Linked DNA regions of Homo sapiens: region 2 is linked to region 1. A link is a loop called in an ENCODE intact Hi-C map of the cell type or tissue named here. Cell type or tissue: Caco-2. All regions are shown on one strand.

Region 1 (8,000 bases):
CTTACAAACTATTCATTTAAACAATGTAGGTCCAGTCCAAGTGATATAGAAATTAAAAAAATTTTAAAAACCAATATATGGTTTGAGAGGGAAGCCTTGATTCGAATCAAATTGGACAAGTGTGTGTAAGGAAATATATGTCATTTTTAGCATTTTTGGGTACAGTTAAAGGAAATTCCTAAGCCAGTTTCTTTCTGAAATAGTAAATATATTGTGTATAAATTAGTAACCACAGTTAGAGGATACTCTATTTGTTTTCAATTAGAATTGGGTCTGCTTTTAATCTGGAATATAACATTCATCTACATTATACAAAAAGCAGCCACTTTTATGAAAATGAATCCTAAAGTATGTGTGTCAATATTCAACTATTAAGGATGTCTACATGTTTTTCTATCTGTGTTTTTAAGTTAAAAAAAAAAAGAACAGGGAGAAAAATAGTTATCAAGTGACGTTACAGAAAAAAAAATTGCCACCCACAGATGATCTTATCGCACTGATTCTTGCGAAACAGGTGTCTGAACTGATTTGGGAGCTTTGGTTTTATTTTTGTCAGTATTTAATTTCCTGCCATGCAGCTGCAGTTGGTGTTATGAGATTTATGCGATTAAGTGTGCAAAATGACAAACAAGGCTGTCTGGTGCTCGTCTTCCCTCTTTAGTCAACTAATCACCTTTGGATTCTGGGCTCTGTCAATGAGTGAGTCTCTCACACCAGTAAGCCGCATTTATCAATCTAAACATTTGATCTGCACTGACCGCATTAGTTGGAGGAGAGGTCTAAGATAAAAGTTGCAGTTTGGATTTAGGTAGGCATTTTATAATCCCAGGTTGGAAGTAGGTTCCTTGGTTAAAGTAAGCGTCTTTCTTTCTGGTTACGGTGACACCACAGTCCTGCACATGCACTTCGGTTTAGGTGGGAATCACAGCAGTGATGCCAAGATTTAAAGCCTCAAGAGTGGTAAACTGGTCAAGACCATCTCATCTCGCAGTAATGAGGTTACTTGGAATTCAGAATCATTTATTCTTGGAAGCAAAATGTTCACGGTGAAGGCTCAAGGCTTATACGAAATCACTCTGAGCTGATTTTGGGTGCAGTGGATCACACCTGTAATCCCAGCACTTGGGGAGACCAAGGCAGGTGGATCGCTTGAGGTTTGGGGGAGTTCGAGACCAGTCTTGCCAACATGATGAAACTCCGTCTCTACAAAAAATACAAACATTAGCCGGGCGTGGTGGCATGCGTCTCTAATCCCAGCTACCTGGGAGGCTGAGGTGGGAGGATTGCTTGAACCCAGGACGCAGAGGTTGCACTAAGCCGAGATTGCGCCACTGCACTCCAGCCTGGGGGATAGAGTGAGACCCCATCTCAAACACACACACACACACACACACACACAGGGGATAGAGCGAGACTCCGTCTCAAACACACACACACACAAACACACACACACACAAAACCATCCTGACACCAGTACTACAGTTTGCATCTTTCCCTTGCCCTTTACTTGACACACTTGAGGGATTTGAGGTGATTAACAGCTCTCTGTGTTCAAGGTGATGCCTGCCTTCCTGCAGGTACTATCATCTTAGTGTATTAGTGTAGTAATGACTGGGATTTAGGTAACACTGTCTTAAGGAAGATTGCAAAGTATTTTATGCTTGTTATCTCCTCCCCTTGAAGCACAAGCCAGGATTGTTCTTTAGAGCATTCTGGTGGGGAAACTGAAACGCTATTTAGAGGAGAGGACTTGACCTCGGTCCCACAGATACACAGTGGGAGGTATTTTGGGTCTCTGATCTCCCAATTGCTAACCTGCTATTTCTTCAACTCGATTATCATTTCCTCTCCATTTTTCACAGTGAATAGGAGCCATTAGCTTTTACATTTCACTCCAAGATTTTGTTTTTTGCAACAACAAAATCTCTGGACGGTGGGAAAATACATTTATGTGTACCGGCTTGCATTTGTATCATAGCATATGGGTCTCTGCATATGGTTTGCCTTTTTTTTTTTTTTTTTTTTTTTTTCTGAGACAGAGTCTCTCTCTGTCGCCCAGGCTGGAGTGCAGTAGTGCAGTCTCGGCTCACTGCAACCTCCACCTCCCGGGGTTCAAGCAATTCTCCTGCCTCAGCCTCCAGAGTAGCTTGGATTACAGGTGCCCACCACCGGGCCTGGCTAATTTTTATATTTTTAGTAGAGATGGGGTTTCACTATGTTGGCCAGGCTGGTCTTGAAATCCTGACCTCAAGTGATCCACTTGCCTCAGCCTCCCAAAGTGCTGGGATTATAGGCGTGAGCCACTGCTCCTGGCCGGTTTGGTATATCTTTTTAACAAAACAGCGTGTGACAGGATGGCCTCACTCTGAGTCCTGGAAGGCGAGGCACAGGAGCTGATGAATTTTCTTTGTATGGAGGCCCAAATGCACAATGCTGCCATGTTGTGAATGTGATTGGATAGTGTAGAGATGATGTAGGCCTTCTTTATATTTGGGGCTTCGCTTTCTCTTGTTGCCAGCTTTCATAGGATCCTTTCCTTCACCTGTCCCCGGACCAAACCTCACAATTCACATATGACTGTGGGAGTTGACTAAACTCTTTGTAATTCTATAGAATCCTTTATACAAAGCTGATTACAGCTTTGGTGCTTTGTGTACGACCAAGCCCTCTAACACCCAATTTCTTTTGTCAACATAAATCCTAATTTGAGAAACTTTCTTGTGGTAAAAACACAATCTGATGAAGACATGAATTTGGTTTGACTCACATTTGGCTTGGAAATATGTTGTTGATAAAGGATCCCCCTTAAGCGTATTTTTCAACACAGATATTTCTCACTCTGAATTGATTTTTTATAAAGGGAAGGGAAAGGGAGAGAAGGGACATTAGGAATATTGAACATTCATTTTGTATCCGTCTCTGTCTTACATGTTTTCACAAATCTAACTTGATCAAACATTTTTTAAAAAATGTTATTTCTCCCATTTGAACAGAGGAGAAAATTGAGTGAGAGGTCAAGTAACTTGAACAAGTTCCTTGGTAATAAACTAATAAATAGCAGGACCTAAATTCAAATCCTAGCATGTGGGACAGTTACTGGCCAAGGTATACCAGAGAGGTGCTTGGGTCAATTCAAACACTAATAATGAGTGTCATGGAAGTACTGGAATTAAATCTCACTTAAAGATCAAGTGCACTGGCCTGGCGTGGTGGCTCACGCCTGTAATCTCAGCATTTTGGGAGGCCGAGGTGGGCGGATCACGAGGTCAGGAGATCAAGACCGTCCTGGCTAACACAGTGAAACCCCCTCTCTACTAAAAAAATACAAAATAGCCAGGCATGGTGGCGGCCGGCTGTAGTCCCAGCTACTCGGGAGACTGAGGCAGGAGAATGGCGTGAACCCGAGAGGCGGAGCTTGCAGTGAGCCGAGATCGCGCCACTGCACTCCAGCCTGGGAGACAGGGCGAGACTCTGTCTCAAAAAAATAAAAAAAAATAAAAAGATCAAGTGCACTACATACCCAGCCATGGCCAGCCAGATATTAAATATAAACACAAAAGAAATCTCTTCCAATCCTATATCTTGTGGCATTTGAGATTACGTCTATAATCCCAGCACTTTGGGAGGCTGAGGTGGGTGGATCACGAGGTCAGGAGATCAAGACCATCCCTGCCAACATGGTGAAACCCCGTCTGTACTAAAAATACAAAAATTAGCTGGGCTTGGTGGCGGGTGCCTGTAGTCCCATCTACTCAGGAGGTTGAGGCAGGAGAATCGCTTGAACCCAGGAGGTGGAGGCTGCAGTGAGTCAAGATTGGGCCACTGCACTCCAGCCTGGCGAGAGAGAGAGACTCCGTAAAAAAAAAAAAAAAAAAAAAAAAAAAGACCAGACATGGTGGCTCATGTCTGTAATCCCAGCACTTTGGGAGGCCGAGGCGGGTGGATCACGAGGTCAAGAGATCGAGACCATCTTGGCCAACATGGTGAAACCCCGTCTCTACTAAAAATAAAAAAATTAGCTAGGGCATGGTGATACACGTCTGTAGTCCCAGCTACTCGGGAGGCTGAAGCAGGAGAATCGCTTCAACCTGGGAGGCGGAGGTTGCAGTGAGCCGAGATCGCACCACTGCACTCCAGCATGGTGACAGAGAGAGACTCTGTCTCAAAAAAAAGAAAAAAAAAGAAAGAAAGACAGGGAGAGAGGGAGGGAGGGAAAAAGAAAGAAAGAAGAATGAAGGGAGGAAGAGAGAAAGAAAAACGAGAGAGGGAAAGAAAGAGGAAGGAAGGAGAAGAAAAGAAAAGAAAAAAGAACAGAGTAAGAACAACAACAAAAAAAAAAACCTGTAGTAATCAGGCCCAACACAGACTCAAGCCAGAAGACAGCACTAGACCCTGGGCACACGGAGGTAGAGAAGTCCAGAAGGTGAGAGGAGACCTAAATTCTACCTCATACGCATTTCTGCGTAGGTTCCAGTGACACAACTATCCGTGTGCCTCTGAAAATAATTTCTGTACTTTGGGCAGACTGTAGATTGCCTATGCCTGGTTGATGTTTTTATTCCCTGAAAATTTAATCCTAGCAGTGAAGCCATTCATATTCTCAACAGTAGAGGTCCTCAGTACCATAGTTCTTCAGCAAAGATGCTGAAAAAAAAAATTCTCCAAACCTTGAATTATTTGGCGTTTATGGTTGCTTATGGAACTTAAGTCATTTTATGGATACAATTGTCTATTTTTTATGTCATTAATAAACAAAAAAATTTAGTCCTCATGGTCCGATCTTGGCTTAAAATTTCACAGTCTTTTGTAACAGCTGAAATAATGTGTCAAAAATCAGTTAACAGTGAAATAATTTGAAAAAATATATATAAAGCATTCTCTTAAAGCTTTGGGATAAAAAGACCATGAGAAAATGTTTAGAGAAGATGTTGAAATTTGTTGTGATGAAAGTAAACAGTGATTTTTTGGGAAAGATGGGGGGTGTTGGTTCTGTTTTTCTAAAAACTATCAATTTATGTCTTGTCTATTGTGTTTAGAACTATAGAGCTATAAGATACTTAGGGTTTTTTTGTTTTCTTTGTTTTTTGTTTTTGTCCCAGGGATATTTATTTGAATTTTCTACCTGTAAACACAATTTGCTAACAGCTCCATTTACCCTTTCTTTTCACCAAAATTTGACATTGTCCTTAATCCTCCCAATTCTTTATTCTCCATATAACAATCAGGAAATTTTATCATTTCTACCTCCTATATATTGCATGTCCCATTTTCCATCTCTCGGGCCCCCATTGCCCTAGTTTGGGTCCTTAACTTGGTTGTTATAATTTTCTTCTATCCAGTCTTCCTATTTCTAGTTTCATATCTTTTTAAACCATTCATTGCATATTTATAAAACTGTCTTCCTAAAATGCCATTTCCCTGCTTAACACTTCCAGTGGTTTTCCATCACTGCTGAACAAAGCACAAATTTCCTAGCATAGCCTGCCTGTTCCTTTATAACCTTGTCCCTAACTACCTCTCCAGCTCTATTGTTTTCTTCCCTTTTTACCATAGCCCTCAGATCTGTATTCCAACCACACACTGAACTGAACTACTAAGAGTTTCTCAGATGCATCAAATTGTTTCAACCTTTCTGTCTTCGCATGCTGTTTTTCTCCTGAATATTACTATTCTTTCTTCCCTTATTCCTTGTTTACCTGACCAGTACCTAATTCTTCCTTTAAGATCCAGGCCAAGTTATCTTTTGCATTGTAAAACATTTCCTGAACCTCAGGCATTACCTTCTTTGTGCCAACATTCTATATATTCTTCCACTGCCATAGACCCGGTAGTATACTAGCTATTTCTCCTGCTAAACCAATGATTCTCAGTGGTGACAGAGAGTGTGCTGGGGGCAGTGCAATTTTGCCCATCAGAGGACATTTGGCAATGACTGGATCCATTTTTTATTGTCACAGCAATGGGGTGGTGGTGGTGCTACTGGCATCTATTGGGTAGAGGCCAGAGATGCTGCTGAACATCTTCTCATGGCCAGGACAACCTCCCACAACAAAGAATTATCCAGTCAAACATGGGTAGTACCAAGGTTGGGAAACTCTGTGTCAGACCTTAAAATTGTATCTTTTTAAAAAACTTTGAATCCTTAGAACCTAGAACAATGCCAAGCAAAAATTAGGCACTAAATAAATATTGGTTGAAGGAGTGAAAAATTCCATAGAGTTATCTAAAGGGAATCCATTCAAGGATTTTAAAAATATATTATTTGGAAAAATAACCAGAGCCCAAATTCAATCACATTCAAAAGTATAATTTGACATTTATCTTAAAATTTCCTTAATAATGCATAGAAAGACTAGATTAAGATTTTGAACTGATTATATGCCTGTTTCTCCCAAAAAAGTCATAAAATGTCAAAAAACAAGAAAAAGTCTATCAGATTACATATTTTGAAGAACTCCTGAAAGAGACCATAGCCGATGGAAGGGAGGAAATAATCAAAGAAATAATAGAAGAAAATTTCCCAGGTCTGAAGGCAGATGGAAAGGGCCTGCATCGTGGGCTTACCTCAAAATACCAAGAATAAAGACAGGAAAAACCATCTACAAAAGCGTAGATTTTACATTGGCATTTCATGTCTAATTACTAGGACTAGATACCAAAATTATATTGAGATGAAATAATAGCTCAATATAATGAGGGAATATTATCTTAAAACTAAAATATTATTCCTAGTTAATTAATATTTACATAGTGAGACAAAAATTAAGACATTTGCAGACACAGTAAGACTTAGAAGTTTACCACCCACAAATTTTCTCTTTAGAGAATTACTAAAAGACATAAGCCATCCCAACCCCTGCCAAAAAAGGAATTCAGAGGACTATAAGAGATATCAGAAACAAACGGTAAGCAAAGAAGTAAAACCTAGAATAAGTCTGATGATATTCAAGCATAATGAAAAATAGTTAACAACAACCTGGAACTAAAGTACCAGATGACTTCAATGTGTGAAGTAGAAGAAGAAAGACAAAAGTACAAGAAAGAAGATGAATGTTTGCTAAGATTCGTGTTGGGGCCAAGAGGTGCCTAGATATATACACAAATGATTTTAAAAAGAGAAAAATTAGAAAGCTTAATGTAAAATGTAAAAGAATCCATTAGGAAAATGGAATATATAGTTTCCAAAACAATAAATAAAGGGAAAAAGAAGAAATAAATAAATCCAACAGAAGACAATAAAAAAAGAAACAATAGTAAATAGAAAACATAAAGTGAGGTAGCAAGATTAAGTCAAAATATACCGGTATTCTTAATAAATGTAAACCTGTTAAATTTTCCAATTAAAGGACAGAAAATCCAATTAGGTTTTAAAAAAATCTTGTCATATGTTATTTACAAGATTCATATATAAGATAAAATGATGAAGAAAAGTTTGAAGTGAAGAAATGGAAAAATCTATCCCAGATAAATGTTAAAATAAGGAAGCAGATATAGTAATATTAATTTCAGACAAAATACTAGTTTTAGTGTAAAAGATGAAAAACGACAAAAGGGACAAGGATTTTTCATTTTGGTAAAAATATAATCCATCAAGAAGAAATAAGAATTTTGAACTTTTATGAACAAGAACATAGCTTTAAAATATACATTATTCAGTAACAATTGACAGAAATACAAGAAGAAATTCACAAATCCATAATTAAAGTGTAAGAGTCTAACAACTCTCTCTGAGAAATCAGATGATCATGTACACACACAAAGTAAAGACATAAGGATTTAAACTAACAATCAAACAAACAAATCTAAACAATACACATAGAACATTATACCCAGGAAAAGCATAATACATTTATCTTCAAACATCCATGGAAGATTCTCAAAATTCAGCCATGTATTAAATTGTAAGGGAAATATTAATAAATACCAGAAAAACAGAAATCTTATGTGACATGAATTTCCAATCACAATTCAATAAAATTAGTGATTAGTAATTAATAAAG
Region 2 (8,000 bases), 91 kb after region 1:
CTCTGGGTCATGCCTCTGTGGAAATCCTTAGGCCTAAAACCAGCTTGCAGGAAAACAGGAGACTGCTGTCCAAAACCCTGCTAGGTTTGGGTTCTTCCAGTGTGTCTATCGGGGGTACTTCTCCCTGTGAACACCTCACCTGGACCTGTGCACCCTGAGTATCAGGGGAAAGTCGGTCCAGGAGCCTCATGGATAAGAGAGGGCATGGATTCTGAAACCACCTGCCATGGTCACAGCCTGGACCCCACTGATAAGCCTTAGGCAACTTGCTTGAACCTCTCTGTGCCTTGGTTTCCTTATCTCTAAAATGAGGATAACATTACCACCTATCTCATAGATTGCTGCGTGAATTACCACGGACCCCTGCTGCACTCCTCCCTCAGCAAAGTAAATGGAGAAGTGGTATGACCTACTTCTGTGAAAATGGATTCACCAAAACCCAGAAAGTTTGTCATTTCCTGCAGCCCATGCTGAGGCTGTCAAGGGCCCTGAGGTTCGAGGCACATTCTAGAGGGGGCTTCCGCACACCCCTCAGCACATACGCACACACAACAGCACAGCGCATACACAAACGCTCTGGGCACAGCTCCCTCCCCTAGTCACTAGGTCCCTGACTTCACCAGAGGGAAGAACGGAACTTCCCACGATCCTCCTCAGACTCCATCCCCCACCCCAGCTGATCTTCCACAAAGGTGTTCCCCAAGAGAAACAGGATCCAAACCTAGCTGAAGACACAGTGAAGACACTAAGCCCCACTGAGCTGTGCCACTGCCCGGCTGGTCCACTCTGGGACAACCATCAGGTGGTTCTCTGCCTCTCACTAACCCAAGACAGTACGGGACCCTGGAGAAGCTGTCCAAGATGCCACAAACAGCTGATCAGAGGCCCCTATTTTGTCACCAGGGGCACCAGCTTACCTGGACAGAACAGGGCTTCCAGAAAGGATCAAGGCCTCTATAAGCTGGCGGGCCCTAAGCCCAGGCGAGGACCCCGACCGAGGTGGAGGGTTCACTTCCTTGCCAGCCCACGCCCCACCCAGCCCCGCCTGTGCCCCTCTCTTGCTGGAGGAGAGGCCTGTGCAAGCACTGCAGGGCGGGGACGTGGGGATGTGGGGTGTGTGTGCCCAGGCGCATGTGAGCGGTGTGCAAGTGCGCATGTGTGGATGTGTGCGTGCCTGGAGGGAGGAGGGAAGTTCTAGCTGCAAGTCTAGGGACTTATAAACCTTGTGGAAGAATTTGTCTCAGATGTCAATTGAAAGCATTTTCAAATACCCACCCCACCCCCTCTCCAGGAATGGGGGAAGTGAGGGGCTCAGGAACCCAACCCTGCCTCCTGCTTACCAGCCCCCCTATGGGGCCTGGGGGCGCAGCTGGATCTTGCACCACCCTTTCCCGGCCCTGCCTCTCTCCTGGTGGGCCAACAGCTGAAGCAGGGAGGGCAGCAGCTGCCTCACCTCCCCCTTCCCTGGGGTAAGGCCAAGAATCCCGCCCCCTGCAGGCCACCATTTTGTAACTGCCACAGAAACAGCCACAAAATGGGGCAGCCCTGGCCATACTTGGGCTGGCCTGGCACCGGGGGCCTGCACTCAGCTTGTTTCCTGTCATCATTCCAGGTGGCAACAGCAGAGGGCAGCCATGGCTTCCCTCCAGGGCCAGTGTCCACATAGGGGGCCAGGAGCGAAGGGCTCACTGCCACTTTGGCACGCGTCATAGCCTAGGCTGAGAGGAGGCTAAGGGGCCCTGGCCTTCCCCTCTCCTTCTCCCTGCTGGGCTTCATTTCCACAGCCCAGGGGGCCAGGCTGACACTAACTAAGTGCTTTCTGGAAGGCCTTTGAGGAGCCTGTTCTCTGCAGCCCCAGCTGGTGTCTTGGGACCTGGCCCCTGCTGGAAGCTGATCGTAGGCCAGATTCCTGACTGATAAGGAGATGTGGGCGTCGGCACAGGGAAGGGGAGTACCTCCCAGCCTCGCCTCCCCTGCCCACCAATTCCCCTCTACCTAAGGCAGCAGCGCTCAGAAGCCGAGGGACAGGGACGTAGGATGTCTGGTCTGAATGGGGAGTTCAAAAGCCCTCTGCTGTGGCCTGAACTGCCTCAGGGAGTTCCATTGCCTTCAATGCAACAGATGTCTAGGTCTTGGCAGGGTCTAGTTGGGGGACTGCTTCTGAGCCATGCAGAACCCACTCTGGGGTGGGGTGGGGGGCCCTAAGCACTACCGTTTCCCTGCCTAGGTGGCTCCAGAAGGAGGAAGGGTCCACCCAGCGTTGGGAAAGGGCTGCCTGTGAAAGTGAGGCCCCCTCTGTCCCCTCCATTGGCTTCCTGCCCAGGTCGAGGGGAGAATTCAAGGCCCCTTGGGCATCTGCCCTTGGGTTCTTGAAGGGACTAAAGTTGGTGCCTAGACGCCTGACTTGGGGGTGTTCCCCAGCGTGGCATGCCTCAGGCGACAGAGGCCAGGCTGGGTTTGGGAGCTGTGACTTCCTGTGAGCTCTGCCTCTCTCATGAAAGGTTTGAAATGATGGAGTGAGATGTAAATTGTTTCTGTGATTTATGACATAGAATGTACCTGAAAACCAACACCCTACGGTGGAAAGCAACGCCTCCCTGTTTGTGTGTTGGGGTGGGGGAGGTGACCAAGAAGGAAGACACTGTGTGTGCCGCCTGTGTCCACGCAGGCCCTGCCACCAGCGCTGGCGGTGAAGCCCGCCTGTCCCGGGCACTCTGCGCTCTACCTCTGGGTCCGCCCCAGCCAGCCCCCTCCTTGCGCGCTCCCCCTCTCCCCTCCCTGCACCCTCTCCCTATGCCCCCTACCCTCTCCCTGCTCCCACCCCGTCCTCCTGTCCCTCCCTCTTCCCAGCCCCTCGGCACGCTTTCCACGTGCCCCGCACCTTCTCTCCGCGCCCCAAGCGCCCTCTCCATGCTCCCCCAGTTCCCCTCGCGCCGTCGGGCTCCCGCGCCCCCAGACAGATGGGGGCTCCCCCGCCCTCCCCACGGCACACGCGGAAACGGCTCCGCCAGGGGAATAAACAAGCCGCCTGCTCGCCGGCCCGGGAGGAGATGAAAGCCCGGGGCTTCTCCTCTGATCATGAAACAGGCTCTGAAAGGGTGCGGAGCTGGAGCCTTTATCTATTCATACTCGGAAATGGCTTTAGAATGAACTGCTAAGATAAGCTTCCTCGGACGTTTCTCGGTGTTGGAGGCGCGCGGGGCGCGGGGCAAGGGTTTGGGGCTTTTTTAATTCTGGCAACAAACCCGTAACTGCGAACTCACTGCTGAGGGAACACGCAAGTTCTAGCTGCGCTGCGAGAGCCGCGGGAGCTCCCCGGCCAAAGCGGTGGCCAAATTCAAGGCGCTTACTCTCAGCCCCTTTCCTGGGGAAAGGGACAGAGACTAGGGGATACCCCTAGATTCTCTCCACCTGGAGGGTCCCCCAAGCCCCAACCCCGCTGCAGCCCCGACTTTCTCGGAGGTCCCTGGGGACTCCAGGAACAGCTACACGGACCCTCCCTTAATGTAGGGGAACACCAGCCAGAAGGGGTCAGAAGTCTAGAGAGCGGTTTCAAAGGTGGGGATGGCTCTGACTGGGCAGGCACACAAGAAGGATTCTGGGGCGGTGGTGGTGATGATCTATTTCTTTATCTGGATGAAGGTTACACGAGTGTGTTTATTTTGTGCAAGTCTGTAAAGCTGCACCCTTAAGACCTGTGGACTCTTCTGTAGGAATGTTCCACTTCAATACATTTAGGTTAAAAATTATATATGTGTGTACACATACACAGGCGCCTTGGAGCTCAGAGTCTGAAAAGAACCCTACAGCAGTGAAATGGCAGGGGTCCCCTTAAAACCCTTTGTTTCTCCAACCCTGATGTCCGTGGGGGCTTTTCAGGAGGAATCCTGGGTGTACGGGGAAGAGGCCAGGGCCCAGCATCCAAGGCTGGGGTTAGGAGTGGGGCTGCTGGTGCCACCTACACTGAGACCAAGCCTTCTGTAGCCAAGTGAGTTCTGATTTTGAAGATAATAAATCGATTTCCACGTTTCACACACATACATAGAGGCATACACACACAGTTTTCTAATTCACCCAAAGCATATTTAAGAAATCTTTTCCCTGAGGGAGGGGCAGGGGTGAGAGTGTGTGGAATGGATGTTGTTTTGGAAGATCGGTTGCTTCTCTTAGATTTTTTTTAAAGGCACTTCCTTCTGATAGACTTTTGCTTTCAGAAAATACTTTAAAAAGAGATCAAAGCACTCTCTCCCCAACCCACTTTCCCAGTGTCTTCAACCCTTACTTCTCTTATCATCCACGCCACTGGGCTCTGACGCTCTGTATACAGAGTGAGGGCAATTGGCTTTGAAGCCCCGGATTAAGCCGGGCCAAATCCTTGCCTCAGAATAACAAACAATACAGGTTCAACAGGAGTTCTCATCGGTAGTTCATTTTTCAAACGCAAATTCACTGTCACTAACACAAGCAACATTGAACTCAACAGGCTATGAAGGCTGATAGTGGAGATTTATCTGGTGGCAAAACCCTGACCTAGGAGTAGGGCAGTGAGACAGTTAGGCAATTTTCATTTTGGGGAGGTTTATATTTAAATTTTTTTGTGGAGCTCACTTTTATCTATGTTTGGGAGAAAATGCAGTTTCTCACATGTATCAAGCTTGGCAGGGATGTGGGGAGGCCAAGAGAGGGATCTGCTGTCTGCGGCTATCAGCACGAACCCTCTGGACACAGAGACCCAAGAGACTGAGACGGGCTGCGGAGGGCTGTGGCCCCCATTTCACACCTGACATGGAGGTCGCTGAGTATTCAGAAACTGGTGGCTCCCACTGTGGTTGGCATTTTATCCACCAGGCCAAATTGTTTGGCAGTTCAAAGTCACTATCCAGTGAAAGGGATTCTTCTCTCTGTCAACCTTCAAGACTCTCAAGGACCCAAAGGGCTAAGGTAGGAAGGAAACTTGTGATCTGAGAACTCAACCTGGCTTGAGAACATTCTGGCTCCCCTTTTCCAGGGCCTGCTCCTACCCAGCCAGATGGCAGTTATCGTGTCCCTAATCAGCCAGGGTCTCTAGGGCAGAGCCACAATCCACACTGAATAGGACCCCGTAAAAAAGCAATCAAGGGAACTTATCAAAGTAGGGGCTGTGTTCTGGGGGTGGGGTGTCTCATCTGTTTTCCTGTGTGGACCTGGTAACTGCCTAACTTCCCTTCTCTGGGGTTTGGTTTACGTTCTCTTGGTTCTCCTCCAGCTCTAGCCATCTAGGAAGCTATGATTCCAGGTTTAGCAGCAGGGCCCAGGCTGACAAATGGACGTGTACCAAGAAGGGTTCCAGTAGAGGCACACAGAATTTGGGGAGCAGGGAGAGGCACTGGACAGGATGTTGAAGAACCACAGCCTGAGTAACGTAGATCAGAGCAATACAGTGGTTGCTGAAGGAGGGGGGCAGCTATGAAGGAGGAAATGGGGTCTGTGAGGGGTGAGGGGTTGGGGGCATGAGACTAGTGATTTTCTTAAGAACCAGACCCAGTGCAAGGATAACTTTCTGCCAGAGAAGTGAAAGGCTGTGATGGATCCATAATTGGCCAACATCATCACAGCCATTTTAGAAATATTATCATAATTCCCTAAGGTCCATCTCTAAGCCTCAACTAGGATCAAGCACAAACATCTGCCTGAAGCTGGCCACCTATGGAAGTATGTGTATAAGTGTATGTGTTGGGAGAGGGAGGAGGAGGACCCATGCAGATGCAGGAAACACTACTGAGGAAAACAAACAAACAAAAATGCCCTTTGTTTAAAATGCCAAAGGCCAGACATGCCCAGAGAACATGCTGGCCAGTTATTTTCAAGAGACAAGGTTATTTCTGCTGCCTAAAAATGGCAGTTCTGAACCTTTCTCTTTCTTACCTTCTTTCCACACTAGCAGGCACAAGAAATAGCCCCATTCCCCTTCGCACTTGATCAAGTGGATTATCCATTTACCAACCATCATCCACGTGATTCCCTGGTTTGAGTTTCACAGTGATAGAAAAGGAAGGGACAGCAGATAGGTCTACGGTCACCATTTCCCTGACACCACTGAGCTACAAGGAGACTGTGACTTGCCCAAGTACACTCAGCCAGAAAGAGGCAGGGCCTGTGACACCTGGCTTCCACTGTCCTCAATGCCTGCTCCATGTCGCACCCTCTGCCAGCCCCTTCATGTGTCTTCCTTCCCTATCTCCATCCCCAAAATACAGCAAGCTCAAGCCCTAAACTAAACCTACTTTCTCTCCTGATAGAGGCCCTGAGTGGTGATGCCACCTCCCTGGCTAAGGCCTGAGGGTGGCCAAGTGCCCAGACCTCCACCCTCAACAAAAGAAAGGAAACTTTATAAGGCCTGCCAGGGAGCAGAGAGGAAGGACCACAGCACCCCATACGCTGCACACAGCAAACCAGCCGGCTTTTTGTTTCCTTTGAATAGTCTATCATTCACTAAGTGGTTCAGCAGAGCTGAGTTCTCTAAAAAGTAGAAGAAAATACTGAGTGGGACGCCAGACACTTCTCTAATTATTGCTAATATTATTCGCTAGCACTTCTTGTGTGCTTGCATGTGACAGGAACTTGGTGCTTTACATACAATGTATGAGGCAAGACCTGTTCTTTTACAGATGGAGTGGGGAGGGAGCAGAGACCATTAAGCACCTTGTCTGAGGTTGCACAGATGAAAGTAGCTGAGTTGGAACTGCAGCCCTCACCCACCGTGGTCTGACTCCAAATTCCTGGCACTTGAGCCTTCATCATCTTATTCCTTCAAAATCCCAATTATGAGACACATCCAGGCAAAGGGACATTTTCACACCTAATCTGTCCTCAGGGACAGAAATCAAGTGTGTGTATGTGCAGGGGATAGAGTGGGTGGGGAGGGAGTTCCTGAACCTGAACTTGCCAGCGTCTCTGTCTACAGCAATCCACCTTCACCTGATAACCGTTCTCCTCCACACTCCTGCCCCCACCCCACCAGCCCCAGCGAATCTCTCACTCACCCCCACCCCCGCCGTGAGTCTTCCTCCTCTCATCCTCTCCTCCCTGTTCTCTCCCACAGACACCAGCGCATTTTAAAGATGTTTCCACTTTATAAATCATCCTTTTCTGGCAGCCACCGAGAGCCGCTCCCCCAACAACACACACGGAGCCCAACGTAGTGCTTTCCCGTTGGCCAGAGATGGGGATGGAAACAGAAGAGCGGCGCCCCTGGGATGAAAAACTTGGGGTTCGAGTCACTCACGAAAATGTATGAAAACTGAACAGCATAGTCTATTTCCCTCTCCCCATCTGCTGAGAGGCATCTCTGGGTCTCCAATCAATGCATTCCTGAGAAACCTCCTCAGGTCCTCAAAGAGAGGAGGGCAAAGCAGCCCCCCAGGGGGCCAAAAGTGCTGGAGCTGGGACTTTTGAGCGTCGCGATCCCTGTTTGGATTCATTTGCATAGCGCTGCCCCTCCCCTCGGTCTTTCCCGCAAGGCCCGCGCGGCTGCGGTGGCCCCCTGCGGGCTTTGGCGGCCCAGTCCCAAGCTGCGAAGGGAGGTGGCACTGACGCCCGAGGAGGCAGAGAGGCCTCCCACAGGCCACCAGGCCGGGGCCGAGAGGACTTCTAAGGGACCTCCCTGGCCCCCCTTGCTCCCCACCGCCATCCCCGGAAGTAAATCTCCCAGCGCTGACCTGCCAGCCTTAGTGATGATCATCTCGGTGCCCGCCTCGTGGAACTTCTTCCAGAGCTCCTTCTCATGCAGCCCCACCTTGATGTTCTCGATGGTCTGGGGATGGGAGGGAGAGAAACTTGTGTCTGCCAGGCCCAGGGCTCCACGCGGAGCCTGAGGAAAGAAGAACCAGACCCGAAGAGCTGTGCGGAACCCTGCCCGCCCGGAGCCCATGGCTCCAGATTTCGTTTCACAGAACGATTTTGAACTATTCGTGAATATAAAAGAATTAATCGGTGGCTAAAACTTCCTCCTTTAAAGCTGC

Evidence for each region. Peaks named below come from ENCODE experiments on the same cell type or tissue, not always from the same donor. Only the 100,000 strongest peaks of a DNase experiment are listed, where the experiment ranks them.
Region 2: a loop joins it to region 1, with 4 times the contacts of the local background. A loop is called at or near these places in 3 of 110 quality-filtered maps.

Annotation. Positions count from the first base shown.
Region 1 is chr17:61,547,965-61,555,964 of GRCh38, reverse strand. No RefSeq gene overlaps it. Among named protein-coding and RNA genes, the nearest start is that of NACA2, 39 kb to the left of the region's middle. In Caco-2, a CTCF peak has its summit at 4,605; no DNase peak of the experiment used is centred here.
Region 2 is chr17:61,457,329-61,465,328 of GRCh38, reverse strand. It overlaps TBX4 (T-box transcription factor 4), which reads right to left. Exons shown (of 9, transcript NM_001321120.2): 3 at 7,698-7,792. LOC124904042 (a long non-coding RNA gene) reads left to right here and starts at 4,487. Exons shown (of 2, transcript XR_007065872.1): 1 at 4,487-4,941; 2 at 7,082-8,000. RefSeq lists enhancers at 887-1,548, 2,212-2,874. In Caco-2, a CTCF peak has its summit at 1,532 (motif pointing left); DNase peaks (open chromatin) are centred at 1,908, 2,608, 3,608, 4,328 and 1 weaker place; H3K4me3 peaks cover 1,514 bases.